3 separate regions of the Homo sapiens genome follow, and regions 1 and 2 are each linked to region 3. Evidence: read pairs that join two places in POLR2A ChIA-PET (ENCODE). Cell type or tissue: A673. All regions are shown on one strand. Each heading gives the region's core, and the rest is flanking DNA. Links, peaks and the distances in the headings are about the cores only.

What was found. ChIA-PET counts read pairs that join two places held together with the same protein. Peaks named below come from ENCODE experiments on the same cell type or tissue, not always from the same donor. Only the 100,000 strongest peaks of a DNase experiment are listed, where the experiment ranks them.
Region 1: POLR2A ChIA-PET joins it to region 3 with 6 read pairs; 2 of 35 experiments call an interaction of 5 or more read pairs at or near these places.
Region 2: POLR2A ChIA-PET joins it to region 3 with 6 read pairs; 4 of 35 experiments call an interaction of 5 or more read pairs at or near these places.

What each region holds. Positions count from the first base shown.
Region 1 is chr1:39,289,078-39,299,727 of GRCh38, forward strand. MACF1 (microtubule actin crosslinking factor 1) reads left to right here. Exons shown (of 101, transcript NM_001394062.1): 16 at 2,833-2,961; 17 at 3,689-3,766; 18 at 4,381-4,542; 19 at 5,969-6,073; 20 at 6,710-6,805; 21 at 8,543-8,668. Among named protein-coding and RNA genes, the nearest start is that of MACF1, 90 kb to the left of the region's middle. RefSeq lists a silencer at 9,818-9,974. In A673, for the core only: no CTCF peak of the experiment used is centred there; a DNase peak (open chromatin) is centred at 4,434; H3K4me3 peaks cover 655 bases; H3K27ac peaks cover 3,233 bases.
Region 2 is chr1:39,462,333-39,472,982 of GRCh38, forward strand. MACF1 (microtubule actin crosslinking factor 1) reads left to right here. Exons shown (of 101, transcript NM_001394062.1): 94 at 1,280-1,354; 95 at 2,763-2,780; 96 at 6,283-6,400; 97 at 7,215-7,283. Among named protein-coding and RNA genes, the nearest start is that of BMP8A, 24 kb to the right of the region's middle. RefSeq lists a silencer at 5,782-5,922. In A673, for the core only: no CTCF peak of the experiment used is centred there; no DNase peak of the experiment used is centred there.
Region 3 is chr1:39,393,167-39,402,508 of GRCh38, forward strand. The region is part of intron 58 of MACF1 (microtubule actin crosslinking factor 1); the gene reads left to right. Among named protein-coding and RNA genes, the nearest start is that of BMP8A, 94 kb to the right of the region's middle. In A673, for the core only: no CTCF peak of the experiment used is centred there; a DNase peak (open chromatin) is centred at 5,635; H3K4me3 peaks cover 305 bases; H3K27ac peaks cover 4,183 bases.

The sequences.
Region 1 (10,650 bases), core at 2,124-7,123, 110 kb before region 3:
TTTTTATGGTTGAATAGTACTCCATTGTGTTTAAGTACCACATTTTCTTTCTCCATTCATCTGTGATGGACACTTAGGTTGCTTCCAAATTCTGGCTATTGTGAATAGTGGTGCAACAAATGTGGGAATGCAGATCTCTTTGATACACTGATTTCCTTTCTTTTGAGTATATACCCAGCAGTGGGATTGCTGGATCATACAGTAGCTCTATTGTTAGTGATTTGAGGAACCTCCAAACTGTTCTCCATAGTGGTTGTACTAATTTACATTCCCACCAACAGCATACGAGGCTTCCGTTTTCTCCATATCCTCACCAGCATTTGTATATTGCCTGTCTTTTGGATAAAAGCCATTTTAACTGGGGTGAGATGATATCACATTGTAGTTTTGAGTTGCATTTCTCTGATAATTAGTGACGTTGAGCACCTTTTCACGTGCCTGTTTGCCATTTGTATGTCTTCTTTTGAGAAATATCTATTCAAATCTTTTACTCATTTTTAATTAGATTATTAGTTTTTTTCCAGTAGAGTTGTTTGAGCTCCTTATATATTCCAGTTATTAATCCCTTGTCAGATAAGTAGTTTGCAAACATTTTCTCCCATTCTGTGGGTTGTCCTTTTTTTTTTTTTTTTTTTTTTTTTTTTTTTTGAGACAGAGTCTTGTTCTGTCTCCCAGGCTGGAGTGCAATGGCGCAATCTCGGCTCACTGCAACCTTTGGATTCTAAGCAATTCTCATGCCTCAGCCTCCCAAGTAGCTGGGACTACAGGCACGCGCCACCATGCCCAGCTAATTTTGTATTTTTAGTAGAGATGGGGTTCACCACATTGGCCAGGCTGGTCTCGAACTCCTGACCTCAGGTGATCCACCCGTCTCGGCCTCCCAAAGTGCTGGGATTACAGGCGTGAGCCACCACACCTGGCCTGTCCCTTTCCTTTGTTGATTCACTGTGCAGAAGCTTGTTAACTTGATGTAATCCCATTTGTTCATTTTAGCTTTGGTTGCCTATGTTGGTGTGGTATTATTCAAGAAACTTTTTCCTAGACTAGTGTCTTGGAAAGTATTTCTGGTGTTTTCTTGTAGTAGTTTCATAGTTTAAGGTGTTTATCCATTTTGATTTGATTTTTGTGTATGATGACAAGGGACAGGGATCAAGTTTCATTCTTCTACATACAGATATCCAGTTTTCCCAGCACCATTAATTGAAGAGACTGTCCTTACCCCAGTGTATGTTCTTGGCACATTTGTTGAAAATGAGTTCATTGTAGGTGTATGGATTTGTTTCTGGGTTCTCTATTCTGTTCCATTGGTCTATGTGTCCATTTCTAGGCTAGTACTATGCTATTTGGTTACTATAGCTCTGCAGTATAATTTGAAGTCAGGTAATGTGATTCCTCCAGTTTTGTTCTTTTTGCTCAGGATAGCTTTGGTTATTTTGGGTCTTTTGTGGTTCCATATAAATTTTAGAATTTTTTTTTTATTTCTGTGAAGAATGTCTTGTATTTTTTATAGGGTAAATCTGTTTTTTTTTTTTTTTTATTCTCTCATTGACAGAGGAGTTTATTCTTCGTTTTTCATTGTTGATGTAACTTTTTTTTTTTTTTTTTTTGAGATGGAGTTTCACTCTTGTTGCCCAAACTGGAGTGCAATGGCACGATCTCGGCTCACTGCAACCTCTGCCTCCCGTGTTCAAGCGATTCTCCTGTCTCAGCCTCCCTAGTAGCTGAGATTACAGGCGTGCGCCACCACGCCCAGCTAATTTTTTGTATTTTTTTTTTTAGTAGAAATGGGGTTTCACCATGTTAGCCAGGCTGGTCTTGAACTCCTGACCTCAGGTGATCCGCCCACCTTGGCCTCCCAAAGTGCTGGGATTACAGGAGTGAGCCATTATGCCCAGTCTCAACTTTTTTTTTTGAGACAGAGTCTCACTCCGTCACCCAGGCTGGAGTGCAGTGGCGTGATCTCCAGTCACTGCAACCTCTGACTCCTGGGTTCAAGCCAAGCAATTCTCCTGCCTCAGCCTCTCAAGTAGCTGGGATTACAGGCGCCCACCACCATGCCTGGCTGATTTTTGTATTTTTAGTAGAGATGGGGTTTCACCATGTTGGCCAGGCTGGTCTCGAACTCCTGACCTCAGGTGATCCACCTGCCTCAGCCCCCCAAAGTGCTGGGATTACAGGCGTGAGCCACTGCGCCTGGCAATCGTAACTCTTAAGTTTAAGCAAGGCTACTGTATTCCGCAGTTCCAAGGGGCACTATTTACATGTGTTCAATGATAGTGGTTCAAATTTGATATTGCCCTTATCTTTCTAACCCTTTTGTTTTATATTAAATTCTTCCTATGTCTGCATAATATATTCCCCATGTAACAATAAATAAAAATATCCCAAAGTAACCTGTTTTAAAATTATCTTCCATTGGCCAGTAGTTGATGTCATGAAATGAAGCTAAATATTTTCAGATACTTCTTTGTTATATCAGTTATGATTGTGAAATGAAAAGACTCCATAAAGAGAAATGCCTAAACTGTAAAGTTAAGCATTTTAAGCCTGTGAAGTTCCCTTTCCCTTTTGGTTGATTACTCCAGGAATGTATACTAATAATGCAGCAGCAAAAGGCTGCTCTGTTGTATAATTGGTGGGCTCTGTTCTCCTGCTTCTTAGCGGTGATGATGGCGTAATTTTTGTGTAAGAGGCTGTAGATTGAAGGAGATGGCCTGGATGTCCTTTTGCTCAGTCCTCTACCCCTTGGTTCCTTGTCCTAACATTGGTTCTGACCATTTTCCTACCAAGCCAGCAGTAAATTATGTCATATATATATTTTTTCTTTTTCAGATGAAACTGGAGCGAGCAGAGTGGGGCAATGACCTGCCTAGTGTGGAGTTGCAGCTAGAAACACAGCAGCACATCCATACGAGTGTAGAAGAGCTGGGCTCAAGTGTCAAGGAGGCCAGGTTGTATGAGGTGCGTAGCCTTCAGAATCCACATTACAGGAGGGACGTGGTTGGAACGGATGAAAGGACAGTACACACAATAAAGCTGTATTGAAGGAGGAGGGTGCTCTGGAAAAGAATAATGATGATGAAGAGCGGTTTATGACAAATTCCCTTTTCACATGAAGTGTATCTGTTAATCTTTGAAATAAACTTGTGAGAAAAGTATTTTTATTAACCCCTTTTTACTAAAATGAAAAGTGATACTGGAAGCTGAGGTCAGAATTAGTAAGTAGTGGATGCAGCATCCAAACTCAGGCCCTCTGCCTCTATAAATTCAGGCACTTTTTACTTCCCCATCTGCCTGCAGTTGAGCGCTGGTTTAGAGAAACTATTCACACAGTTTCCTCTCTCCTTCAGTCACTGTTCTATCTTCCCAGTTTATATTTCAACTCTTCCCTTCAAAAAAGCAGTTGAGTGGGAATCAGGCATTGGTTTTGCTTAGAAGCCTACCAGAATTGCTGGAAACACAGGATAGTGAGGTCTGTTGTTTGTAATTACCCTGCTCAACTGTTGCTCACTTAGTGCTGCTCCAAGTTATAAAATATGACTCAGAAATTTGTTGTCTAAGCTTCTGTTTTCTTAGAGCAACCAATCCATATCTCTATCTAGACATAATATTTGCATAGTTGCAACCATAACACGTAGTTTACTTACTCTTTCTCTAATGTATTTTTATTTCATTCTTTTTTAATCAGGGAAAGATGTCCCAGAATTTCCATACCAGCTATGCTGAAACTCTTGGAAAGCTGGAGACACAGTATTGTAAATTGAAGGTGAGTTTCTGCCGATTCTCTTACATTCTGCTCATAGAGTCTGGTTCCCCCCAATCAACTCTCTTCCGTAATTCAGAAATCTCCTGGTTTGGCCCTGTTTTGGTTTTCTGCTTATTAGGTTATATCATTTACTATGCACTTATTCATATCTATTATAACATTTTCCCAATTTTCTAAATGGGTCAGAAACTACTGTTCTTGAACGTTTTAAATAAATAGAACCTATCCTAGGTATTGTGCTTCAACAAACGTGTGGCTATATGTGCTTTGAGACACCAAAACTAAAAGTTTGAGATTTGTAGAGAGGGGACTTTCCCTCTGATCTGTTGTTTTTCATCCCTGTTTATCAAGATTGTCCAGAGTAGGACAGCCCAGGACCATTCTTTATCCAAGGAGCACCACAAAGGCCTTATGAATTCTGTTTTCTACTTAGGATTGAAAAGAGTTCTGGGAGTCTTATATCAAACTTGTACAAAACTTGAATCCATGGGGAAAAATCCAGAGATTAAGAGCAAATTAATTTCCTGAGTTATTCTCTCCTTTGATGTCAAATGTGCTATCTTCTACAGATACAAAGGCTGCCAGTCTAATCTTATAATCCTTGCTTTGTCTAGGAAACTTCTAGCTTCCGGATGAGGCACCTTCAGAGCCTGCATAAATTTGTTTCCAGAGCTACAGCTGAGTTGATCTGGTTGAATGAGAAGGAGGAGGAGGAACTAGCATATGACTGGAGTGACAACAATTCCAATATCTCAGCCAAGAGAAATTACTTCTCTGTGAGTCTAGCACAGTAGCAGGCCTGTCATACTTATTTAACAGCAGCAGAAGGAGACAGGGCCTAGTCTGCTGAAAGCTTGGGTGGCTGGAGTTGCACTCTGCTAGATAGAAATAGGGGCCCTACTCAATGCATCCATGCATGTGAGAAGTGTAAATGGAGAGAGGGACAGTAGAACCCTAGAGTTAATTTATCTAGAATGCATTTAGAAAGGCAGTGTCTTGGGTGAATAGAGCAGCAACCTGTAAATTGAGTCATTTCAGAAGCAATACAGCATTGTGGTTAAGATTATAGGCTTTGGAGTGCCTAAGTTCAAATTCTTATTCTTCTACTAACTAGCTCTATAACCTTGGGAAGTCATTTAATCTCTCTGGACCTCCATAAAATGAGATAATAGCACCACTTCAAAGCTACCCCCTCCCCTAATAGCACGTATTCCCCAACGGTTGCATAAAAGATTAAGATTTAATAAGCTAATCTAGACAAAGCATTTAGTCTAGTATTGTTCAACTGGGATATACTCTGGACTTTCCACAAATTTCTGAATTCTCCTTAATTCATTTATTAACTTTTTTGTTTCAATCTCTTCGTTTGTAAAAATGGGAAGGGAAATTTAACATTGGACAATAGGACACTGCTTTTTATTCTTTTCAATGAAAGATGTAGACAAGTTAGGATTAGTTTTTGCTACTTTTAGTATTTTCACACTCAGAAGATTTTTAAAGATTTTGTAAACTATGCAAATAGGGAGTTTCTTGTTTTTGTTTTTAACATGCACTTTAGACAGTTTAATTCTATTGATTTAGGGTTCTTAAAAAATATAGGCTTCTTCTGATTGGAGAATGGCATATGATTCTACTGAATTAAAGAAGGAAGATTGGATACTATAATACAATAAACAGGCTGTGTGAGAACTGAAATTAGGCTATAACAGAGATATAAAGAAAGTGCTCTGAAAGCATAGTAAGGATCAGTATCCAGCTTCACAGAAGAGCTATTTAAATTGAGTCCTGCAGTTAATAGAATTTAGAGTCAGTGGAGGACATTGTAGGCTGAATAGTCTAAGCAAAGCCAACCAGTCATTGATACCCATGTCCTGGTGTGTCATGTACTGGTGTGGGTACTGACGTGCAGGAACTGTCCACTCCAGCCAAGTTATCTCTTGTCTCTGGTCCAATGCTTATTCTGTGTTCCCCCATTTTACTCACATCTGGGTCAGGTCCCATGTCCTTTGTGAATCATTTTCCAATAATTCCAGTGTTTGTGCCCTTCTCTGCAATCCTCTGGCATGCACTGTTTATACATCTCATTTTGCCACCAATTCTATATTGTAGGTTCCTTTAAAATAGGGAACACAGCTTTTATTTATGCTATCCGCTCCCCACTGCCAAGAGTGCTTATGCTGTAAAATTGAATTCCATTTTCAGGAGTTGACAATGGAACTGGAGGAGAAACAGGATGTGTTTCGTTCTCTACAAGATACAGCAGAACTACTTTCACTTGAGAACCACCCAGCCAAGCAGACAGTGGAGGTGTGTGACTTGAGAATGTGTGAAGGTCAAATGCTGAGAGGTTGTTGTTATAAAAGTATTCAAATTAGAGACTTTGTTCCACTGAAAGACTTGGAGGAAGTGTCAGGGAACATTTGTCTTGGGTCTTCTCTCTTTTCATTCCTGACTGTTCCTATGTCCCTCAAAAGCCTGCAAACATTTTTGTTAGTCTAAGGAAACTACTAAGAGAAACAATAGAAGGGGCATTGGCTCACAGCTTTCAGAGGAAAAGTGACTTGGACCATATTTCTTCAAATAACTATCCAGACAGATCCTGACTTGACTCTTGTTGGTGTGGTGCCTTTGCCAAAAGAAGAGAAACAGTGGAAGAATTCCAGAGGAATTTATTTATGCCTGGGTTTTGCTGCCTAGATCATTTACTTACAACTGAGTGTGGAAGAGACCTTTTCTATGTAACCCCCTCTAACAAAACCATTTTGGATTAAAGGAACACCTCTTACTCGTGGGAAGCATTGAGCAGATGCCAGTCAAGTATCTCCACATCTTTTCTGTTGGCTTCTCTATCATTAGCAGAGTTGTACTTGGAAAATAGTATTGCGCATATATATTGAGTCTGTTAAACTCAAGCCCTTCTGTCTGTGTGCTTGTTTATTGCAGGCTTACAGTGCTGCTGTCCAGTCCCAGTTGCAGTGGATGAAGCAGCTGTGCCTGTGTGTTGAGCAGCATGTGAAAGAGAATACTGCTTATTTTCAGGTGTGATGGATTTCTGTGTTTGTGTGTGTGTGTACATATGTATGTTAAAGGTGAGGTTACAAACACATCTGCGTTAGTGTGCTTTTGTTGTATAAACCACCACCTTAAAATTTAGTTGCTTAAAACAATAGTCATTTAGATAGCTCATGATTCAGTAGGTGAGCAGTTTGGGCAGGGCTCAGCTAAGTGGTTCATCTTATCTTGCCTGTCTTACTCATGGCTGCAGACAGGCTGGGGGCTGGTTGGTCCCAAATGGCATTGCTCATGTCTGAGAGTTGGCTAGGTGCTGAAGCACCAACCCATGTGTCTCTAGCATCCAGCAGCTTTCTTCACAAAGTGGCTGTGTTTCATAAGCAGCAAGAGAGAGCGAGTCCTAGAGCACAAGTCCTTTTTTTCTGCTTGTGTCACATTTATTAATGTGCCTTTGGTTAAAGCCAGACATGTGGCTGTGCCTGGCTTCAAGGTGAGGAGAAATAGACTCCACCTCTTGATGGGAGTAGCTGTAAAATATTATGACCTTTTTTTTCTTTTTTCAATCTGTCAGAACATGAAAGAGTGTACTGCTGGCCGGGCACCATGGCTCACACCTGTAGTCTTAGCACTTTGGGAGGCTGAGGCAGGCAGATCACCTGAGGTCAGGAGTTCAAGACCAGCCTGGCCAACATGGTGAAACCCCTTCTCTATTAAAAATACAAAAATTAGCTGGGTGTGGTAGCACACACCTGTAGTCCCAGCTACTTGGGAAGCTGAGGCAGGAGAATTACTTGAACCTGGGAGGCAGAGGTTGCAGTGAGCCAAGATCACACCACTGCACTCCAGCCTGGGCAACAGAGCAAGTGTCTAAATAAAAAGAAAGAAAGAAAGAAAGAAAGGAAGGAAGGAAGGAAGGAAAAGAAAGAAAGAAAGAAAGGAAGGAAGGAAAAGAAAGAAAGGAAGGAAGGAAGGAAGGAAGGAAGGAAGGAAAAGAAAGAAAGAGAGAAAGAATGTACTTCTTATTTTCAGGTGAGGTGGGAGGAGAAAATAAGCTGTTACCTCTGTTTTTGCCCTAGATTTTTTTTTGAGACAGAGTCTCACTCTGTCGCCCAGGCTGGAGTGCAGTGGCACGATCTCTGCTCACTGCAAACTCCGCCTCCCAGGTTCATGCCATTCTCCTGCCTCAGCCTCTCGAATAGCTGGGACTACAGGCGCCCACCACCACGCCCGGCTAATTTTTTTGTATTTTTTTAGTAGAGACGGGGTTTCACCATGTTAGCCAAGAAGGTCTCGATCTCCTGACCTCGTGATCTGCCCGCCTTGGCCTCCGAAAGTGCTGGGATTACAGGCGTGAGCCACCGCGCCTGGCCTTTTGCCCCTAAATTAAATAGTTTCCGTGATTATTTCATAGTATGAATTGAAACATTTGATCACTCAGCCTTAGGTTTTTCATGAAATACACCCCACAGCCAAATGCTGTACCTAGCCAGAAGTCAAGAGGAAAGAGCAGTGATTTCTGAGGGGGTGAAACAGGCTAACTTTTCGGTAGGGTAGGGTTTGGGGTAGTCAGCACTAATATTTTGCTGCATGGCTTTTTAAGCCCTTCGGTTTATGTTTCAGTGGTCCTTGTAATAAACTGTCACTAATGCAGTAGGGTGTAATCAGCTTTGCTAAGCTCTGCACAGTAAAATTGTTCTTTCTTAGTTAATATTCCGGTGTTCTAATGTTTTGAGCAGAAGGCATCCTTACTTTGTATTCCCATAGTTCTTCAGTGATGCACGAGAGCTGGAGTCATTCTTGAGGAACCTCCAAGATTCCATTAAACGAAAATATTCCTGTGACCACAACACCAGCTTATCCCGCCTTGAAGACCTGCTCCAGGACTCCATGGTGGGTGTTGCCTCAGTGGGGATGATTACTTCTGAGAAAGAGAGTAAACCATATCAGCTGCTGCTGTTTATATCCTTGAAAGCTCCAGGGCAATGGGCCATTGTTGTAATAAAGTTTGGCTTACATTCAAATAGAGTTTAATCGATGTTGTTCTGTCTCTTTCCTTTTTTTCCTTTTCTTTTCTTAAATAAGTTGCTAATAAGATTTCTTTGGGTATGTTATTGAAGTAAAGGCCTAGTCTTCTCCTCTGAGCCACTTTGAGCTCATTGTACTTTCTTTGCATTTTTCTTATTTTAATGTAATAGTTGGAGCCAAGGATGAGGTGTTGAGCATGAAGAAAAGGTTGAAGGGGATTAGTTGATATCAAATTCTTTTTTACTCTCTTATGCAAAAAAAAAACCAACAACAACAACAAAGAAATACACCTGAGTCAAAATTTTCCTCCTTGGTAGTTTTCTTTTGGATGATAATTAAAATTGATTTTAATTCAAAGAAACATTAAAATCTTATTTAGATGTAATATTTGTGCAGTTATTTATGAAGCAATATTAATTTTTAAGAAATAGTTTTACATTTAGTATTTAGTTCAAATCAATTTTATATTCTTTTTCTCCAATGAATTATTTCTTCAGGAGTGCTGGTAATTAAATTAGCAGAAAGACTACTTATATTTAGTGAATGTATATTACACAGAGTTGGCAAGACAAGGCTCAAGCTACATCTCAAATTAAAATAGAAATGTATATGCAATAGGGAACTTACTTTTCCTTTGTGAGAAGTAAGGGGAATCTCGCATTTCAATAGAAAAGTCTGAATAAGAGAACTAGAATAACCCAAAACAGTTCATTTTTTTTGTCGGTAAAATTTGAGCATTTGTGAATTTAAGTTTTTTTATTTTTATTTTTTTACACTTTCAGGTATTGTAAACCTATGAGTGGTTTTACATTCACCTGGGCAAATAATCTGTTAATTTAATTAATTTGGAATGAAGGATGAAAACCTGACTTTTCAGATGTTGTCTCTAAAATGTCTCTCTCAGAGGTACTGCAAGTATGAAGGAGGAATATAATCATTGGCTATTATCTCCTCCCTCCCACAGAGTACCTTCTGTCATAGGGTAACTCCTCTGCAGTGGTTGTCATATCTTCTCTTCTCGAGGGTCGCTGCTCTGTTCCCTCCTCTCCAGGTCAGGGTCATCGGGTTGGCGGCGTCATCGGGGCATGGAGTCACCTGGGTCTGCTCCTCAGCTTGTCCGTCAGGTTCGGGAGCATCTGTCCTGGCTTCTGGTTCTTTTCAGAACTTTTACCACGCTGAGCACTTGGTCTCTGGAGCTTGAGCTGTTTGGCTGTGGGTTAGACAGAAATTGACATCTTATTGCAAGGAAACTGAAATGGGTAGACCAGCTCTCAAGTATGGAAATGTGGCTGTCTCCCTGATATATTCCATTCCTCTTTCTTAACTAATAAGTTAAAGTTGTATTTCTTCCAATCATGCTCCCGGGGACAGGCACAGGTAGTTTATTTAAGCATTTCTTTTTCTTTACTTGCATATTCTTAGTTCTTTAATGGCATTTCCTAACATTATTAACTCTTTACTCTCATCGCATCTACATCCATCCTAAGAAAGCCCTCTTCTGGGGAGACTTTTATACCTCAAAATGGGCTTGAAACATCCGGGTTAATGGACAAAGTTTATCTTTTACTCTTTAATGGAATTGGTAATGGTTTACTACCAATTTTGTTAACAAGAAGTTTATTCATTTTTAAGATTATTGGATTTGCAGAGATTTGAGAGTTTCAATTTTGCATGATACTTCTTTCTAACCAATCAAATTTATATGAATATAGCACAGCAAATACTAAGAGGTAAACCCTAAATCATTTGTCATGATACCTTCACCAACAGCATTGTTGGTTGAAGAGCTAAGATCTTTCTCTAGAAAGCTTGACTCAATTTAGGAAAATAAAATATTTGGAGTAGAG
Region 2 (10,650 bases), core at 684-5,683, 67 kb after region 3:
TGTGTTTGGGATGGACTCATCTCACTCTTGAGCATGCTGCCTGGAATCTAGGGAAATGGTCTACCAGTGTAGCATTTAAGGGTTGAAATGGACTGGGCATGGTGGCTTACATCTGTAGCTCTAGCACTTTGGGAGGCCAACACGGGAGGATCACTGGAGCCCAGGAGTTCGAGACCAGCCTGGGCAACATAGTATGATTCTGTCTGTCCCCCCCGCCAAAAAAAAAAAAAAAATTAGCCAGGTGTGGTGGCAAGTGCTTGTAGCCCCAGCTACTCAGGAGACTGAGGTGGAAGGATCACTTGAGCATGGGAGATCAAAGGTGTGGTAAGCTGTGATCATGCCACTACACTCCAGCCTGGGCAACAGAGCAAGACTTGTCTTAAAAAATAAAAACAAATGTTTAAAAGGGGAGTAAAATGTAATGTTTAAAATGGTGTATACCCATCATGCTTTCTGCCTTGTTAAGAACTACCACATTGAAACTGCCAAATTTATTAGTGCCATCTAGAAACCCTAACATCTGTTGATAACAGATCTTGGTAAGGGAGAGGTGCTGGGACAGGTCTTAGGAGTGGCCCTGGAACACACCAGGACTGACTTCCAGGGAATCTTGGGCTCCTAGGGTGAAATTTAAAGCAGTTCATAATTTGCTTTATTAATAATTTGATTTTGATGCAAGCATATTAGCACTTTTCTCTGAAGGAGTTTTGAAGCAGGAATAAAGAATGTGTTGTATAGTCACTTGGGAATTTTCTTTCATGCCTTTTCTCAGTGTCTCAATTAGTTCACTTAGTAAGAAGAACATATACTAATTTGGAACAGACAATAAATGTATATGTCAAAAGCCTGAAATGCCTAAAAAGTAAATAATGAGCTGTGCGTGGTGGCTCACGCCTGTAATCCCAGCACTTTGGGAGGCTGAGGCAGGCGGATCACCTGAGGTCGGGAGTTCAAGGCCAGCCTGACCAACATGAAGAAACCCCATCTCTACTAAAAAAATACAAAAAATTAGCTGGGCCTGGTGGTGCGTGCCTATAATCCCAGCCACTTGGGGGGCTGAGGTAGGAGAATTGTTTGAACCAGGAGGCGGAGGTTGTGGTGGAGCCGAGATCGCACCATTGCCCTCCAGCCTGGGCAACAAGAGCGAAACTCCATCTCAAAAAAAAAAAAAAATGTAAATAATGAATAGCCTCCCTGTTAATGTATAAAAATCTTTGTTTCTCTGAATAGGAAGTTTTGCTCTACCCTTTACACTTTCCTTTTTGTTCACACCCAATAGGTTACAAGACAAGTGGCTCAGTGCAAATGTGCAAAAAGGTTTCAGGTGGAGCAGATCGGAGAGAATAAATACCGGGTAAGGAAGAGAAAAAGCAGTCCTTTGTTGTGGTGGTTTCTCATATGTGGCTGATCCCACCTTTTCCTCCTGATGCTTAGAGGCCCAGAGCCCATCGGACTTGAGATGTGGTCACTCTCTGACCTCATCTCTATAGATGCCAAGTGTCAGGTACCCTGTTACATCTGAAAACTAGTCCCATATCTACCTAGATAGTAGTAGTTTGTATTTAAGTTTTAAGATAGGAGATATTTCAGAGCTGTCACTTCACATCTGACAAAGTTCCTAGGGGGATGAAGGTACCTTTGGAAACAATTATATCTATTGACTGACCACTTGCCCACAAAGAGATGGTCATTGTGAGCCTGAGTGGCTCCCAGGCTAGAGAGGCCTGGGGAAACTGTGTTGAAGCCCCAACAGACACTGTGCCTGCTCTGAGCTGGGCTACAAATGGGGCCCAGGAGCACTGAGGAGACATCAGGCTCAGTGGTCTTCCCTGGAAAGCCATGCTAGGTGTGGCCATAACTGACAGTGAACTATACTTGTGTTTTAGCTTCTTTTGGGACCAGGGTCAGGGACATAGAAGGATCTGAAACAGGTCTCCTAAAATATATCAACAGCTCGTCAAGATTCTCTAAAGTCCTAAGAAAAATCTATGATTGGCAAAGAGGATTTAGATTGCACTAAGAAACACAGGAAGGTCCATGTTTCATTAGTATATCCAAAATGTCCTCAAAGTACACCAAATCTACCCCATGCTGCAGTCTCCTGAGGAGTGCTGGGTGAATCTGCTTTGAATATAACCTAGGGCATTTAGTTAATAAAGCTCCATATAATCTTATGCCTGCTTGTTGGATTTTGTTTTCTTGTTTTTTGTTTTTAATTATCTATGAGAGAAATGAATTAACAAGAACAACATAGCATGGAGAGTTAGTTCATAGTTTATAAAACCACATCCCTGGCCGGGCGTGGTGGCTCACACCTGTAATTCCAGAATTTTGGAAGGTAGAGAGGCGAGCGAGCGGATCACTTGAGGTCAGGAATTCGAGACCAACCTGGCCAACATGGTGAAACACCCTCTCTACTAATAACACAAAAATTAGCTGGGCTTGGTAGCGCATGCCTGTAATCCCAACTACTAGGGAGGCTGAGGCAGGAGAATTGCTTGAACGCCGGGGTCGGAGGTTGCAGTGAGCCATGATCGCGCCACTGCACTCCAGCCTGGGCAACAGAGCGAGACTCTCAAAAAAAAAAAAAAAAATTAAAACCACATCCCTGTGGCAGGAGCTTGGTAAGAATATGTTCAGTGTGTGTCACTTTGCCAGAAAAATGTAATGATATGATTTTCATTCTTTAGTGTTAATTTGACAAAATGTTCTCTTTTTTTTTCCCCTCCTTTCCTCCATCCTTTACTCTTTACTGTCTATAGTTCTTCCTCGGCAATCAGGTACAGTGTGCCTTGCAATGTTCTCCTTCTCAATGGATATGGTCTGTGTAGCTAATGCTGCCTGTTCTTCGCTATGGGGAGAGGATGTAATCTGAAGCATGCCTGGGTCGCACCTGGTTGTCTTACCAAGTGGAGAAACTGTTGATGGGGCCAGCATTGCAAAGCTATCTTAGCAGCAAAAGAATATAAGTATAATTTTTTATAAAGGAGATGAAATGGAGGAAAGTGAAGCTATGGTATCAGTCCATTACACTTCTAAGAAGAGCCTGGTTTTGTACTTCTGTGTTAGAAGTCAGATTACCAAATAGCACAGTTCTTATTTATATTAGAATCTTTTGACAGTTAATAAATTTTGTAATGTATGGTAAGTCAATTCCTGAAGAACTTCAGTACTATTTAAATATCTTTTTAATATTTGTAGTTACTTATATTGTATGTTATAATTACAAGGTATCTGAGAAGTGTAGTGTGGAGATCGTAATTGGCCGTGGCCTGAAGTATGCTGATTATGGCCAGCCAGCCAAGATTTAATGGGACCAAATTAGACTTGCAAAAAAGATTGGATGCTTTGACTCCACTTGGTAACTCTAACCTTTCAGATCTTTTTGAGTGCTGTGGGGTCCTGTGTCCTCCAATGTGGAAGGAAGTTGCATGAGTAAAATCTGTCTCTCTGATATGAAATTATAAACACTAGTTGTTGATTTCAGGCCCTCAAACATCCCAGGCCTTGCAAGTCACTATAGAAATGTTCTAGGCAAGTGGGAAGAACAGGGGATAAGAGAAAAAAACTAAAGATGAGAACAAACTGGCTTTAAAAAAACATCATTGCTTGAGAGTGTCCAATATGCCTATTTGCTAATGACTGTGTGTGAATGCTAGGGTGCCTTTGAAGAGTCCTGACACCCTCTTCTACTGCTCCATTGATCAGGAGAGGGTCAGATGACTTCTAATGTTGAGAACGGAATTATGAAGTTCATTTTATACACAGGCAACTGAGGCCTCAAAGATCACATGCCTACTCTCACACAGCTAGTGTCAGCCACTGCAAGAACCCAAGTCTCTGTAAGAGGTTTTCCTTTTAAAAGGTGGAAACAACAGTTACTGACCCTTAGGACTCTTATTTGTTCTTTGCCTCACTGACAACCTTGTCCTACCAGGTGTGCACAGGTCTCCATTTTTAGAGCTGCCATAATCCCTCCTACCACTTGTGACTCTGGCCTCAACTTCCCCAGCTACACTGGCTGCTGGCTTGGTCAAACCTCCTTTCCCCCATAGCTTAGCAGAAACAAGTTAGAATCTTTCAAAGAGAGCTTTAGTGTGAAATTAAGGTTGGGGGGGACATGAAATATATGGAGTGATAAATTATAGTACACAGTATTCCAAGAATAAAGTACTCTTGTGGTTCCTTCCTGATTCACCCTGGGGTACACACAGGTGCATACTCCCTGCCTCTCACCCATCCAGAGAAAACCCTTTGCAGTGACTCAGGTCCAAGAGCACTGCTCTTGGGTGGAATCCTCCATATCTCTCAGAACCTCCCACAGGGCTTCTCATTTTCACTTGTGGGGCCCAGCTTCTGAGAGGGGGCTCTCACAGAGCCTGGGGGGCAGCTTCCTTCCCAGGACAGGACGTGTATTCTCTTTCAAGTCTGGGTTCAGTGCTGCTGCTACCACACAGTGCTTTTGCTGCAGTCACTTTGTATAAACATGTTTAAATTGTATCAGATGAAAGGTGTGGGACTTCTTTTATTTTCAAAGTAAAGGGCTGGGAGGGAGGATACAGTATTTTTCAATTGCCTTGCCTGTGCAAATACTGCATTTGAGTCAGAGCAGCTAAGGAATATGGAGAATTACCACAAGTATATTAATTTTGAGGGAGGATGGCTATATGACCTCAGATATCCTTTCTTGCATTTTCAATTTTTCTGCCTTGTTTTAAAGTTACAGTTGTCCTTTATAACTTTGAAAATCCTGGCCGGGCGTGGTGGCTTATGCCTGTAATCCCAGCACTTTGGGAGGCCGAGACGGGCAGATCACGAGGTCAGGAGATCGAGACTAACCTGGCTAACACGGTGAAACACCGTCTCTACTAAAAATACAAAAAATTAGCCGGCCTGGTGGCGGGCGCCTGTAGTCCCAGCTACTCGGAAGGCTGAGGCAGGAGAATGGCATGAACCCAGGAGGCGGAGCTTGCAATGAGCCAAGATCGCGCCACTGCACTCCAGCCTAGGCGACAGAACGAGACTCCATCTCAAAAAAAAGAAAAAGAAAAAGAAAATCCTACCAACTCCATACCCGAGGAACCCTTGAATTGAATGATTTTAGGAATTCCATTTCTCCTACCAGATGTTTGTTTGTTTTGGAAACTCTGCATACTTCTCTTTTGTTGCTCCTTACTTCATTTTGGAAAGAGGGTAATTTATGCCATGAGAAACTCCAGATGTTTAGAGCTGGGAAGTAGGAATGTTTGGGCAAGAAAAAAGGGAAAACATAAATAATCAGAAATATGCTTGTTTTAGCATCTAAAATGATTATTGGATACTGTTCATAATCATCATGGGAGCTACAATTTTTAATTGCTTCAACTCAATTTTAGTATAAATATGACCTAATCATTTGTTCAGCTGAAGAAACTTTTCTGCTGGTGACACTGCAATTAGCAAATACTTCGGGTTAATTCCTGAAAACCTGATGCAGAAAATCAGATTTTCTTCTAAGCTTGTAATGATGCTTTGCAAAGGTTTCCTTAAGGCTTGAAATAGTATTCACTATTTTCCATTTAGCTTTAAAGCATACTGTATTCAGAAGTTGATATCCACAATCTTTCTTTTAGGAAAACAAATTAGCATGCCAAGAATATGAATTTTTAATTGAGCAGAATCTCTTTTAAAAAAATAAAGTGACCTAACACTTTGTCTGTTTTCCTACCTCTCCTTTTGGTGCAGAGGCAGTGGTGTGACCATTAAAAGTGATTTTTATCCCAATAGAAAGTATATTGGCCCGGCGCAGTGTCTCATGCCTGTATTCCCAGCCCTTTGGGAGGCCAAGACTGGCGGATCACGAGGTCAGGAGTTCAAGACAGCCTGGCAAACATGTTGAAACCCCGTCTCTACTAACAATACAAAAATTAGCTGGGCGTGATGGCACACGCCTAATAAACCCAGCTACTCGGGAGGCTGAGGCAGGAGAATTGCTTGAACCTGGGAGGCAGAGGTTACAGTAAGCTGAGATCACACTGTTGTACTCCAGCCTGGGCAACAAGAGTGAAACTCTGTCTCACAAAGAAAAAAGTATATCAAGACACCAGTCTTTAGCTTGATATTTCTGCTTTTCTATTTTTAAAATCCTTTTGTGAAATATATAAAAATGCAAAATTGTGAGAGTTAACAATTCTTCTGTAGCTATCAAATTGTCATTCCTGTCTGAATACAGTCTGCTTTGGGAGAAAAACATAGATCTGCTTTAAGACATATATATTAATTAAGTTTCCTTTGATTCTACAGTTTGGGGATTCTCAGCAGTTGCGGCTGGTCCGTATTCTGCGCAGCACCGTGATGGTTCGCGTTGGTGGAGGATGGATGGCCTTGGATGAATTTTTAGTGAAAAATGATCCCTGCCGAGGTAAGGAACCATTCTAAGCATGAATTACGTGTTAGGTATGCCCCCAGCAGTGATCTTTTATGCTTACAGGAAGCATTGATGGTGGGGTCTGTCTGTTTTTTATTTTGTTAAGCTGCCCAGGTGTCATCCCACTAGCACAGATTAGAACTCAGGGGTGCCAGCATAGGCCAGGGAGAAAAAGCTGAAGAGGTTGATGCTATTTGGGGAGGTAGGTCTAGAGGAATGCAGTAATGAGAATTAAGAGTGTATTGGTGTTACTCGAATGTTTGTTTGGGGTATTAAATTAACACTATCCTAGAAAGGAGCCCAGTGAAGCCCTTTAGGTTCCCTCTTAGTGCCTCAGATCCCTTTGCCTGTAATTCCTGTGGCTGATACTCAGGGAGAGTGTTAGGCCCTTCTCATACAGGGAAGAACTGGTGAGCCCCCTGGACCAGGAGGAAGGATAAAGACACCTACATGTGAGCCCATTCACTTCTAAGACAGGTGGCCACCTAAGCAAGACCATGGGGTGTCTTTCTGCTAAATGTGAAAAGGCTGGCCCACCAGCCCAGAAGCATAAGGAGACTGTCAATTTAATATGAGCATGAGTGGTGGCATCTGCAGCTAGGGGGTGTGTGGGGACTGCAACAGGGAAGAGATGACCGGTTCCAATTGCTAAATCCTCTTCAGCTATGTCCTTGCCTTTTTCCTGTTAGCAGAGCTGCATGTGGGTGCACAGGAGGCTCCCCCACTGTCTGCCAATTTGTCTTTCTTGACTAGTTTCTGCGTTTCCTGCCCTGTCTGTTTCTTTCTGTTTACGTATTTTTTATTCTAGTTCACCATCCTGGGAGTAAAATAAAGCGCTCTGATTCCAGCTCTTCGATTTCCAGTCAGTCTCCCATAGGTTGGCTTTTAAGCTTTGTCCCTCTTCCTCACACCCTAGCCCATTGAGAATGGCTTTGCTTCTTAAACTGTAACATCTCTTGGTTCTGTGTATCTGCTGCATTCATGAATGCTTGAAATGGCCAAACCATAGCTTTTCTAACTACTCAAGTTGATGGTGCATAAAATACTGTTGAGACAGTGTCCATGGAATTTGTTTTGAGTTTCTATTTAACAAATACTTATATAGTTTTATGTGCCACACACTATTACAAGTACTTTACAAGTAACACATTTATGCCTCATATGAAGTGTAGATGCTCTTATCTCTGTTTTACAGAATAGGAAATTGAGGCATAGAAAACGTAAATAATTTGCCCAAAGACAAACAACTAGTAAATGGCAGAGATGAGATTCAAATTCAGGGCAATCTGGGTCTGGAGTATGTGCCCCTAGTCAGCATGTTATATCTTTCAGAGGCTGACACACCTTTGTGTATGTTTATTATTGGATCACCTGCATAATTATTAAGGTTTATTTATAAACCTAGCAGAAATGTTTGCTGTACAGTACATAACTTCTTTGGAAATGATTTATAGTCATATTCTGAAGCATTTAGTGAGGACAGAGCTAAAGATAGCAGTTTTCACATGAATTCAGATATGCCCCTAAGTAGTTCCTCTTATTTTAACTCATTCTGTGTTTACTACAGTAAACCAGAGTAAAAATTCAGCAGTAATAATTTTCATTAGAGGTTCCTTTTTTAAAAAAATTGGGGCCAGGTACAGTGGAATCCCAGTACATTGGGAGCCCAAGGCAGGAGGATTGTTGAAGCTCAGAAGTTCAAGACCATCTTTAGCAACATAGTGAAACCCCATCTCCACAAAAAAAAATTTAAAAATTAGCTAAGCATGGTGGTACACACCTGTGTAGTCCTAACTACTCTGGAGGCTGAGGTGGGAGTATTGCTTGAGCCCAGGAGTTCAAAGCTACAGTGAGCCATGATCATGCCACTGCACTCCAGCCTGGGCAACAAGGCAAGACTCTTGTCTACAAAAAAGTAATTTTGAAAACACTTAAAAACTTGAAAGTATTTAGTTTTAGAATTTAAAAGCTGTCTTTTATTGCTTTAATGAGAAACAATATATGCCATTTTAACTTTAACTCAGTAAAACAACTTTATTCCTTTCCAAATCTATGAATAAGGTCCTATTTTTCCTGTCATGTATGATCAGACTAAATAAAAGAGATATTGCATGTGGCATTTTGGAATCCTTGATTGCCTGTTTATTTGCTGCCTGCTCTATTTATGATAACATCATGCTGCTGGCCAAGGAGAACACTGCTTGCTTTGTCCTTATCTTAGTATCTAAAATTTGGAACCCCAAGGAAATTGGGGAGGGCCATCTAGAAGCTATTTTCTATGAAAGCTAGTAACCTTTTTTAGCATCCCTTGGAACAAGCAAGGTAAGACTTTCCTGTGTCTCTCCAGGAGTGCTCTCCTGGAACTCAGTAATCATCTCAATCCATTGACTGTGGAGAGAACTCTCCAGAAGTTTTAAATTTCGTAACTCTGTCAGTGATGGGCAGGATGAGCTATTTTTAATCAAATAAAAAATGGTGCTAGGCGATGAACACCTAAGGACTAGGATGGATTATAATAAGTTAGAAGGGTATGAAGGATGAGAAGAGAACAAAGTTACTTGAAACTATATTGGAAGTTCTATAAGGATTAATGTGGCTTCTGGAAACAGTGCTTATGGTAGGTTTTGTACTCATTTATGTTGCATATTTCCTTGGGTCTCTGGAATGTAGAGAATGCTATACTGAGGACAGTACAAGATGTGTGACAAGGTTCTTAACACCAGTGTGCACTATCATTTCTTACCTCCTTTTACACAGCTATTTTAAAAGGTAGAAGATATCTCAAACTGCATGTAGCTTTTAGTCATGTGTAAAAAAATGAAAATATTTTACTAGCTAGATTTGCCAGTCTCCTGGTACTGCCAAAATCAGATATTTCAGTTTCTGAATGTATCCGTGGCACAGGAAATCATGATGTTTTGGATAGAGAGAAAAAAAGTGCTCCTGCCTAAATAATGGGTATACTTGTACCTAAGGTACTGTGTATGTTTTTGATCATTAGACATATTAGCTCCCCCAGATAAGTGAACATCTAGGAAATTTCATTTATGAAGATTTAAAAGACACATTTTGAAATAGAACTCATTTTTTTTTTCAGATTGTTATACAGATAAAATTTACCATCCTAACCATTTTTAAGTACAGGACTAAGTATATTTGTGTCATACTACCGTCACCACCGTCCATCCACAGAACTCTCTTCATCTTGTAAAACTGAAACTCTATACCCATTAAACAATAGCTTAGAACTGAATTTTAACATGCCCGCATCAGCCAGTTTCAGGTGGCCAGCATAACTCCCTTAGCAAAGACAGCCTCTTTGGTGGTCAATGAACTGAACTTGAGGTGGCTGCCGTCATGTCTGGTTCTGTAGGTTCAATGGTAGATCTTTTCTCCAGTGAAAAGAATGGTGAGGGGGAAAATCCTATCACAGTAGTCAACCAAGTACTAGGAATCTTCTCTTTTTTTTAACTTTAGGACTATAATACCCAATTTTGGGAAATATTTGAATCAATGTAAATATTAAGAGTACCTTTACTACTAAATTCAAGTGCTAGTACATAAATTTTGCTTAATCAGAATTTGGTGTTTCCTTCTAGTTCGAGAAAAATGTTTACTTTTTACTTGTGGGATTGCTCCAGAAATCAATTTTCACAGCTTCCAACTGTTTATTGTTTGTTGTCGCCTCCTCCCATCCCAGCCTTTTCTATTATCAAAGTAAAAGTATTAATTGCCCCCTTAACACCTTTTTTAATTCTTAAAATTGGCCGCTTTAAGTTTATTTCTGAAGAAAGAGCTTTCATTTCTTCCAAGTGATATGTATATAAAATGTTCCTTACCAAGAATCGTTTCATTGCCTTGCATCTTCAAATATTTTCTTTTAAAATGCAAATATCCATGGGAGTTGTAGCATATTAAGCTAATATTAGCTAGGCATGGCTTGGGATAAATTAATTATTCATTGGTCTCTTGACCGAGATGAGAGCACCAGAAATGTGGGAATTTTACTATTGTGAGCTTAAGAGCATAAGGACCAAGAAGATGGAAATTACAGAGAGAGGAAGGAAAATAAAAGGGAGAAGACAAGCCTCTAAAGCCCCAATTAAAGTAAGCCATTATTTTTCACTTGAGTTTAGACCTTCTTAATGAGGCCTCATGGAAGCGTGCAGGAGCTAGCTAACCACTGTTTACAGTCTCAGATTGCCTTAATGCCTATGTTGCGTGTCTTTGGCATGGCTGTAGTA
Region 3 (9,342 bases), core at 3,313-8,312:
CTTCCTGGGAAGGGTAAAAAAAAAAAAAAAATATATATATATATATATATATATATATGTTAAGTCTCTGATGATAACAAGAGATTTTCCTCATTTTGAAATTCCCTACGTAGGTTTTACTTGAACTGAGATCATTCTGAATCTTAAACCAACCCCTCCTTTGCCCCCTGCTCCCCGCAAGAACCATGTGACTTCTCACTCAGAAAGTATTTGATGGTTTGGGCATCATACTGGTGAGCATTATCAAGAAACCTGGATGCACCTTCATTCACTTGTTTTTCATATGTATTTATATTGTTGTGTATTTGGGTCATGCTTCAGACTTGGCATTCTACCTCTCAGTGATAAAATGAACAATGGGGCCAGGCACAGTGGCTCACACCTATAATCATAGCATTCTGGGAGGCTGATGTGGGCAGATCACTTGAGCCCAGGAGTTCGAGACCAGCCTGGGCAACAAAATGAGGCGGCCCTTCTATAAAAAATAAATAAATTAGCTAGGCATGACGGCACATGCTGTGGTCCCAGCTTACACAGGAGGCTGACGCAGGAGGATCACTTGATCCTAGGACGTTGACGCTGCAGTGAGCTGCGTCCATGCCACCGCAGTCCAGCGTGTAACAGAGTGAGACCCTGTCTCAAAAAAAAAAGAAAGAAAGACAGAGAGAGAGGGAGGGAGGGAGAGAGAGAGAGAGAGAGAAAGAAAGAGAGAAAGAAAAGAAAGGAAGGAAGGAAAGAAAAGAAAGAAAGAGAAAGAAAGAACGAACGAACGAACAATGGGAAAAATTGACTGACAGACCTCTTTAGGGTCTGCGAGTTTCTCATAGTGGTTCACTTCACCCAGTGGTGCATATAAAGCACCCAAACCAGTTGGTCTTTTCCTTTCTTGTCTTTGAGGCTGGGCTGCTGGGTTCTAATAGGTGCAGCATCAGGCTTCCTTAGGATTATTTTCATTCCTAATTCAGGTTGAGCAGAGCCCAGGATCAGGGTCTCAGTATACTTGAAGTTTCTACCGGGGGACCTAGGTATCCTACTATGAAAACAGAATAAGAAAGTCTTGTAAACGCCTTCATTTGATTGATTGATTGATTGATTGATTGATTGATTGATTTATTGCCACATAGAAAGCAAGCTTAGGCATCTTCATGTGCACATGAGAAAAGCCCTGGAAGAGGCTGGGGGCGGTGGCTCACGCCTGTAATCCCAGTACTTTGGAAGGCTGAGGTGGGTGGATCACCTGAGGTCAGGAGTTCGAGACGAGCCTGGCCAAGATGGTGAAACCCTGTATCTACTAAAAATACAAAAATTAGCTGGGCATGGTGGCACATGCCTGTAGTCTCAGCTGTTTGGGGAGGCTGAGGCAGGAGAATGGCTTGGACCTGGGAGGCAGAAGTTGCAGTGAGCCGAGATCGCACCACTGCACTCCAGCCTGGGTGTCAGAAAGAGACTCCGTCTCCAAAAAAAGAAAAAGAAAAGCCCTGGAAGACAGGGCCCAGCATGGAGTTGAAAGACTGCCAGTTTACTCCTTCCTTTCAAATGATTACAAGGACAGTATCAGCTCATGTACGTTTTTGGCAGTTAGTACACCTGCCTGAGAGTGAGTCACTGGAGGATAGAGCAAATGAGGTTAGCGTTATCTACCTGCCCTTGGAGAGACAGGAAATCACACTTGGTATGACCTGTCTGTCACCTGGAGGTTTAGGTTTCCCCAGCTTTACCAAGATGAGTGGGTATCCTCTATCCCTGCCAACCCCCACCTTGTGCTGACCCTTCCTTGGCCTGTCTTGGTTTTTTCCTTTCTTCCTTAAACAAAGCTACTCCAAATAGGAACTAGGGTCCAAGGAAATAAAGACAGTATCCTAAAATGGATTTCTCAATTTCGGCACTATTGACATTTTTTGGGGGTGGGTGGGGAGGAAAGGGGCAGCCACTCACGCCACCACCTCTGCCTGCCACTATCAACATTTTGGACTGGATAATTCTTTGTTGTGAGAAGCTGTCCTGTGCATTGTAGGCTGTTTAGCAGCATTTCTGACCTAGTAACTTCCCAGTTGTACAACTAAAAATGTCTCCCTGGAAGGCAGAATTACCCTCTGTTGAGAACTATAGCCCTGGAAGAAATTGCCACCTATACATGGGAAACTTAGAATTCAGGTGGAATAGGTTACTAGTTAAATATTTATGTAACAAGCAGCCTTCTGATAATCTGATTATGACTGTGTGTAGTGGCAACAACCACTTCTAAGTCAGCTTTCCTTTAAGCCAGGCTCTGGATTCTTTATTTTTGCTGGCCTTAATCTGTGTCTGGCTTAACACCTCCTGGTCACTTTCCCTGGCTGGAATTTACGTACAGTTGTCAGTTGTTGATGCAGGTGTTTGGTTGATGATGCATTGCCAAAGAGAAGAGGAACTTCCTTTGTGGACATACTTCAGGGAGCTTCCTTGTTCTGTGCCTTTAAGGGGAGACTACAGTCTCTCAGTTGTTCTCCACAGCCAACCAAGAGTTTGGCTGCTGATATTTATAACCCTTATGTGACCACCCCCACCTCCCCACCCCACAAAGAATTCCAATGCTCTGTAATAATCCTCTCCACCCCCACCATAGCAACTGGATGTGGAGAAGGTGAAGGAGCCTTTAAGGCCTTTAAGTTTGCTTCATGTTGAACCTTTTCCAGCTCCCTTTTAAAATATTGCCAGTTGTATTTTAAATATCAGTGTCACAAGCAAAATCCCAGGCTTGCAGCCACTGCATCATCTTAAAGGAGCCTCATGCCCCAGTGAAGGTAGTAAAATTGAATGGAAGGTAGTAAAATCATCAAGAAAGGATTGATAGATTTTACAAAAATCTGTCTGGAAATTTGATAGCAAGGTGAGATTTTAAAGCAACAAACAGGCTAGGCGCAGTGGCTCATGCCTGTAATCCCAGCATTTTGGGAGGCTGAGGCAGGTGGATCACGCTGTCAGGAGATCGAGACCATTCTGGCCAACATGGTGAAACCCCATCTTAGCCGGGCATGGTGGCATGCGCCTGTAGTCCCAGCTACACAGGAGGCTGAGGCAGGAGAATCGCTTGAACCCAGGAGGTGGAGGTTGCAGTGAGCCGACATCGCGCCACTGCACTCCAACCTGGGTGACAGAGCGAGACTCCATCTCAAAAAAAAAAAAAAAAGCAACAAACAAATATATCTGTAACCAAAGAAAAGGACTGAGCAGTTGGATTTGAGTTTACTAAAATTCTTCACATACAGTATCAGTATGTAGCATTCACAACTAAGATTTATCATTTGTATAAGAAGGAAGAAATATATTTCCAGAAAAACTAGAATGTATCCTGTGCAGAACTTGTATGTATTGATCGTTTAGTAGTTGATTAGTAAACATGGTTAAGATAAGCACAGACTTGCAGAAAAGGACTGATCCTCACTGTGCCTAGAAATGAATGGTAAATGGTCTCAGCCTTAGGCTGGTTCTGGAGCTTCAGAAAAATATCCTGGGCACTTTCAAGCTCGCTAATAAGCTATGAGCTTCTAGGAAGTACGATGAGTTTCTTTGAAGGGCCGTTTATTGTTAGAGTTGCTGGTTTACTAGGAATAAAATGACTTCCACAGGGAGTTGTGTCAGGTCACTGCACCAAACCATCACTGTAAAGGGCTGTCTCCTGCTGAATGGATTCTTCACAAGTCTCAGCTGTCCCAGTTGGAAAAACCCAGCTATGGGTAGAATGTGCACCCTCCCTACTTTGCCACCACTAAGTGCTTTTCAACTACGAGTCTCTCTTATTGACTATAGAAGGTTAATGGAATACACTTACTCTCTAGGACGTCATAAACTATTTTTCTACCACCAGTCATGTCATTTGAAATATGGATCTTTGCTACACATGGTGATGGTTCATGGATGGAGGTTAAAAGGAAGTGATTCCATATTCCTTTTAACCCATCCTTACTGGGCAGTTGCTCTGTGCTAGTCCTTGTGGTGGGTACTGGAGTCTCAGATAGTCTCTAGTTAACAGTGTACAGATGTGCCTTGACTTACAGTGAAATTATGTCTGGAAAAACCCATCATAACTCGAAACTATTGTAAGTCAGAAATGCATTTAATGTACCTACTGACAGCCGGGTATGGTGGCTCATGCCTGTCATCTCAGCACTTTGGGAGGCCGAGGTGGGTGGATCACCTGAGGTCAGAAGTTCAAGACCAGCCTGGTCAACATGGTGAAACCCGGTCTCTACTAAATATACAAAAATTAGCCGGGCGTGGTGGCGAGCGCCTGTAATCCCAGCTACTCAGGAGGCTGAGGCAGGAGAATTGCTTGAACCCGGGAGGCAGAGGTTGCAGTGAGCTGAGATCATGCCATTGCGCTCCAGCCTGGGCAACGAGCGAAACTTCGTTCCAAAAAAAAAAAAAAGTAGCTACTGACCATCATAGCTCAGCTTAGCCTACCTTAAACATACTCAGACACTTACATTAGCCTACAGTTAGGCAAAATCATCTATCAGAAAGCCTATTTTATAATAAAGTGCTGACTCGCTCATGTAATTTATTGAATATTGTACTGAAATAGAGAAACTGAATGATTGGGTACTTGAAGTATGGTTTCTACTGAATGCATATCACTTTCACCATCATAAAGTTGAAAAATCTTCAGTTGAACCATTGTTAAGTCAGAGACCATCTATAGTAAGGGAAACAGATACAGAGAATTACAGTGGTACTGATGTAGTGGTAAATGCAGTAAGAAAGATCTGAGTCTAAATGATCTCTGAAAAAAACTCTAAATCAGACATTTAAAATCCTATTTTGCAGATAAGAAAACTTAAGACTTGAAGAGGTTAAAATAACTTGTTCGAGCCACATAGCAAGTAAATATTAGAGTTGGGATTGGGAAGGTCTGTTTGGCACCAAAGTTTATGCTACACCAGTGGTTGTCAACCAAGCATAGCTTTGCAGAGACTCCCACTCCCCGCCACTCCTTTTTTTTTTTTTTTTTTTAAACAGTTTCACTCCCATCACCCAGGCTAGAGTGCAGTGGCACAATCATGGCTCACTGCAGCCTCGACCTCCCAGTCTCAAGTGATCCTCCTGCCTCAGCCCCACAAGTAGCTGGAATTACAGGTGCATGCTGCCATTCCTGGCTAATTTTTGTATTTTTTGTAGAGATAGAGTTTCACCATGTTGCCAAGGCCGGCCTTGAACTCCTGAGCTCAAATGATCTGCCTACCTCAGCCTCTCAGAGTGCTGGTATTACAGGAATGAGCCACAGTGCCTGGCCCAGAGACATTTTTTATTGTTATGACTGGAAAAGCTGCTACTGGCATCTAGTAAGTGCTGCGAAACAACCTACAATACACAGGATGACGGCCCCTTACAATGAAAGAATTATTCAGCTTACTTCTAGAAAGCTAGGGAATTTGATTTTTGCCATCTTCAGATCCCATGACAAGTAAGAGTTAACTGATTAAATAGTTCCACTCGCTGGGGGTGCTTCTGTGGTTTTCCTCTCCTTTTAAGAAAATTAGTTAAGAAATAGTGTTGCTTCCGGGAGTGACTTACACAGATAGAGTCAGGATCTTGGGGAACTAATCTGAGTCAGCGACTGAAGAATTTTCTCTATGCCTGACCAGTCCCCACCCCACACTGCCACAAGGCTCCTGCTGTGGAAATCAATCAGCTGTGTATCTCAGGCTGCTTCCTGTAGGGTGTGTTATGGAATGGCATCAGCCCTTGCACCAGCTGGGAGTACTGATCTCAGTGTGATTTTATCAGACTATGTTTCTTTTGAGCCTTACTGTTTGGAACAAAGGACCCTCTGTTAAGAATGCAGAGAGCTGGTGTGATTGGATAGCTAGCATATACATACATGGTTCCTATGGGAAAAAAACAGACATAAATTATGCTATAGCCCTCTAAAATTTTCATCTCCAAAATGATTTCCTGACCTTCTGTCTGTATTCACAGTTCTTTCTGTAAGTGCTTATCCTTCCCCCAAAGCAATTCGAAGGCCATCTGATCTGATAAATGGTTGTATCCTTCAGAACTAGCCTATTTCTGTGTCTCCAGTCTTGGATGTATTTGATCCCCACTATCTTTCCAGTGTTATTTCCTATATAGACCATACACTACATCCAGTTACCCCAGACACTCCTTATACATTTTAGGTATTTGATTTCTGAAGTCATAGCTCAAGTCCACTTCTTTATAAAGCTTTTTTTTTTTTTTTTTTTTTGAGATGGATTCTGGCTCTGTCACCCAGGCTGGAGTGCAGTGGTGCGATCTCGGCTCACTGCAATTTCTGACTCCCAGGTTCAAGCGATTCTCTTGCCTCAGCCTCCCAAGTATCTGGGATTACAGGCACGCACCATCTTGCCTGGCTAATTTTTTTGTATTTTTAGTAGAGACAGGGTTTCGCCACGTTGGCCAGGCTGGTCTCGAACTCCTGACCTCAGGTGATCCACCCACCTCGGCCTCCCAAAGTGCTGGGATTATAGGCGTGAGCCACCATGCCCGGCCTTATAAAGGCTTTTGATCTCCCCAGCTCACTACTCCTGATCTCTTAATCATTTACAATGTATAACTCACTTGGCTTTTATCACATACCACCTAATTTTGACATTTTCTGATTATATCCATTTGTCCTATCCCCTCAGTTAATTCACTTTTGTGTCCCTTAATGTAGTTAGCATATTGGTATATACACAGTTGGAGATGAGACAATATTTGACTGACTGGATGAACATTCTTTATTTCTCATAAGCCATGTGAGCTCTAGGATTCAAAATGCTATCTACTCTGCAAGACTTGAGGTATATATCCTTGTGTGTCCTGAAGAAATTCTAATCTTAGCCTGATTTCCTCAGTTCTCCATCTTTCTTCTGGGCTTCCTTCCTTCTCTGCTAGTTAGTATATGTTAAGGGAACACAATCTTTTTTCAGTATAAGAGGGCAAAACTAAGAAAGAAATGTGCTACTTCTTATGCACAGAGTCATTGCTACTTACTCAATTAGTTGACAGTTTGGTGTAGTGAAAAAAACTGAATACAAGTTCTAGTCAGAAGTATCCAGGTTTGAATCCTGGCTCTATCATTTACTAGCTGAGTGACCTTCAGGGAAATTACTTAACCTCTCTGAATCTTACTTACTTTAACTGTAAAATACAAATATTGGTAAATCATACCTTTAGGATTTTTATGAAAATTAAATGAAGTGATATATCTAAAAGTATTAGGCTTATATTTGGTGCTCAGCTCACTAGATGATAATATGCTTTTTTTTAAAAAGAAGCTTATCTAGACATATAAATTAGAATATTGTGAAATCTTTTTTTTTTTCATTTTTTGTTTGTTTGTTTGTTTGTTTTTGAGACAGGGTCTCACTTTGTCAATCAAGCCTGAAGTGCAGTGGCATGATCATGGCTCACTGCAGCCTCAACCTCCTAGGCTCAAGCGATCCTCCTGCCTCAGCCCCTACAAGTAGCTGGGATTACAGGCATGCACCACCACACCCAGCTAATTTTTGTATCTTTTGTAGAGATGGGGTTTTACCACGTTGCCCAGGCTAGTCTTGAACTCCTGAGCTCAAGTGATCCGCCCACCTCAGCCTCCCAAAATGCTGGGGTTATAAACATGAGCCATTGTATCAAGCCTGTGAAATCTTTTTAATAAGAACAGTTACCCCTCTTTGTGCCTAGGGATCATCATTCTCCAGAAGACTTGATCTAAGGCCCAGCACCAGATTATTTTCTTCTTGAAAATTGGAAAAATGGAAATTATGAGGATAAAGTAAAATTAGTTTGATAACAATGAAACAAGTGGATGGATAGAGAGCCTTCCTGAGCAGTTTTTGTGGGAACAATAGGGCTTATTTCTAGCCCTAGAGTGGGAATAATAGGCAAGTTTAGGTCATGATTCAACACAGCTTAAAATATATTTTATGTACACATACATATACATACATATTTATTTATTCATTAATTCATTTATGCATTTCTATCAGAATCCTACAACCAGCAGGTTTTTCTGAGACCATTTTGGCCTTGGCTTGTATGCTCTACAAATTCATATTATTTTCAAATCATTAACCAGAATTAACCAGAAGACATTACCAGCTCAGTGACTTCCCCAGCCACTCAGTTGCCCATTAGATCAGCTCTAATGATCTCAGGGATTTTGGCCTAATTAGCTTTTATCATAGACCATGTTATCTTCCTCTGTTACCGTACAATGGCAACTACTAAGTCAGCATCTTTAGGAAAGACATCTCTTAATATTAATCAATCTTTAATTAAAACATTGAGGGCTGAGCCAAAAAATATCGGCAGAGTTTCAGAAGCAAGCAGCTTAAAATACAGATATAATTCATCTGTCTGCCAATCTCATACCAGATTGAGATGTTTTACAGAAAGTCTTTAATTCTTTACAGTTTCAGCAAATATGTGTTTTTAATGTTTTTAACATTTGGTCATGTGTATATATGAGTCAAGGAAAGAAGATAATTCAAAGAAATTATATGTGCCTTAGATTTTCTCCATCTTGAATTAATTGTATTTATCAAGTGAACCATTTAATATCTCTGTCATCTTGCAATTCATTCCCAAAGGATAAGCTCTGGTTTTGGTCTAATTCTTTAAATTCATACCTAAGCTGTTTGTTTCTTTGTCATCAATGATAAGAATTTTCCTTAGTAACGAAATGAAAGAGATGGTTTTTAGAAATCTCTTCTCTCTGTATTATTTATTCTGCCTTCTTTTCTAATATTGAGGAGCAGGGGCTGGACGCAGTGGCTCACGCCCGTAATCCCAGCACTTTGGGAGGCCAAGGCAGGCAGATCACTTGAGGTCAGGAGTTCAAAACTAGCCTGGCCAACATGGTAAAACCCCGTCTCTACTAAAAATACAAAAATTAGCCAGGCTTGGTGGTGGGTGCCTATAATTCCAGCTACATAGGAGGCTGAGGCAGGAGAATCGCTTGAACCTGGGAGGTAGAGGTTGCAGTGAGCCAAGATCGCACCATTGCACTCCACCTGGGTGACAGAGTGAGACTGTGTCTCAAAAAAGAGGGGGTGATTCAACCCAGAGACCTCTTTCATGGAAATAACCAAGCAATTTTGTGATGATCATGCCACTCTGGAACTGGAAAGACTACTCTCAGTTAGTCCCAGGGGGAGGCCCACATCATCACTTTCTCAGGGAAACCTACCCTGAGCTTCCAGGCCAGGTTGAGGCCCATGACCCATGTTCTCATAGCACGGTGTGCTTTCCTTAGTGCCTGGGATAGTTTAGAGCACATAGTAGATACCAATAAATATTTGGTGAATGGATGAAAAGAAGAGAATCAACGATATAACC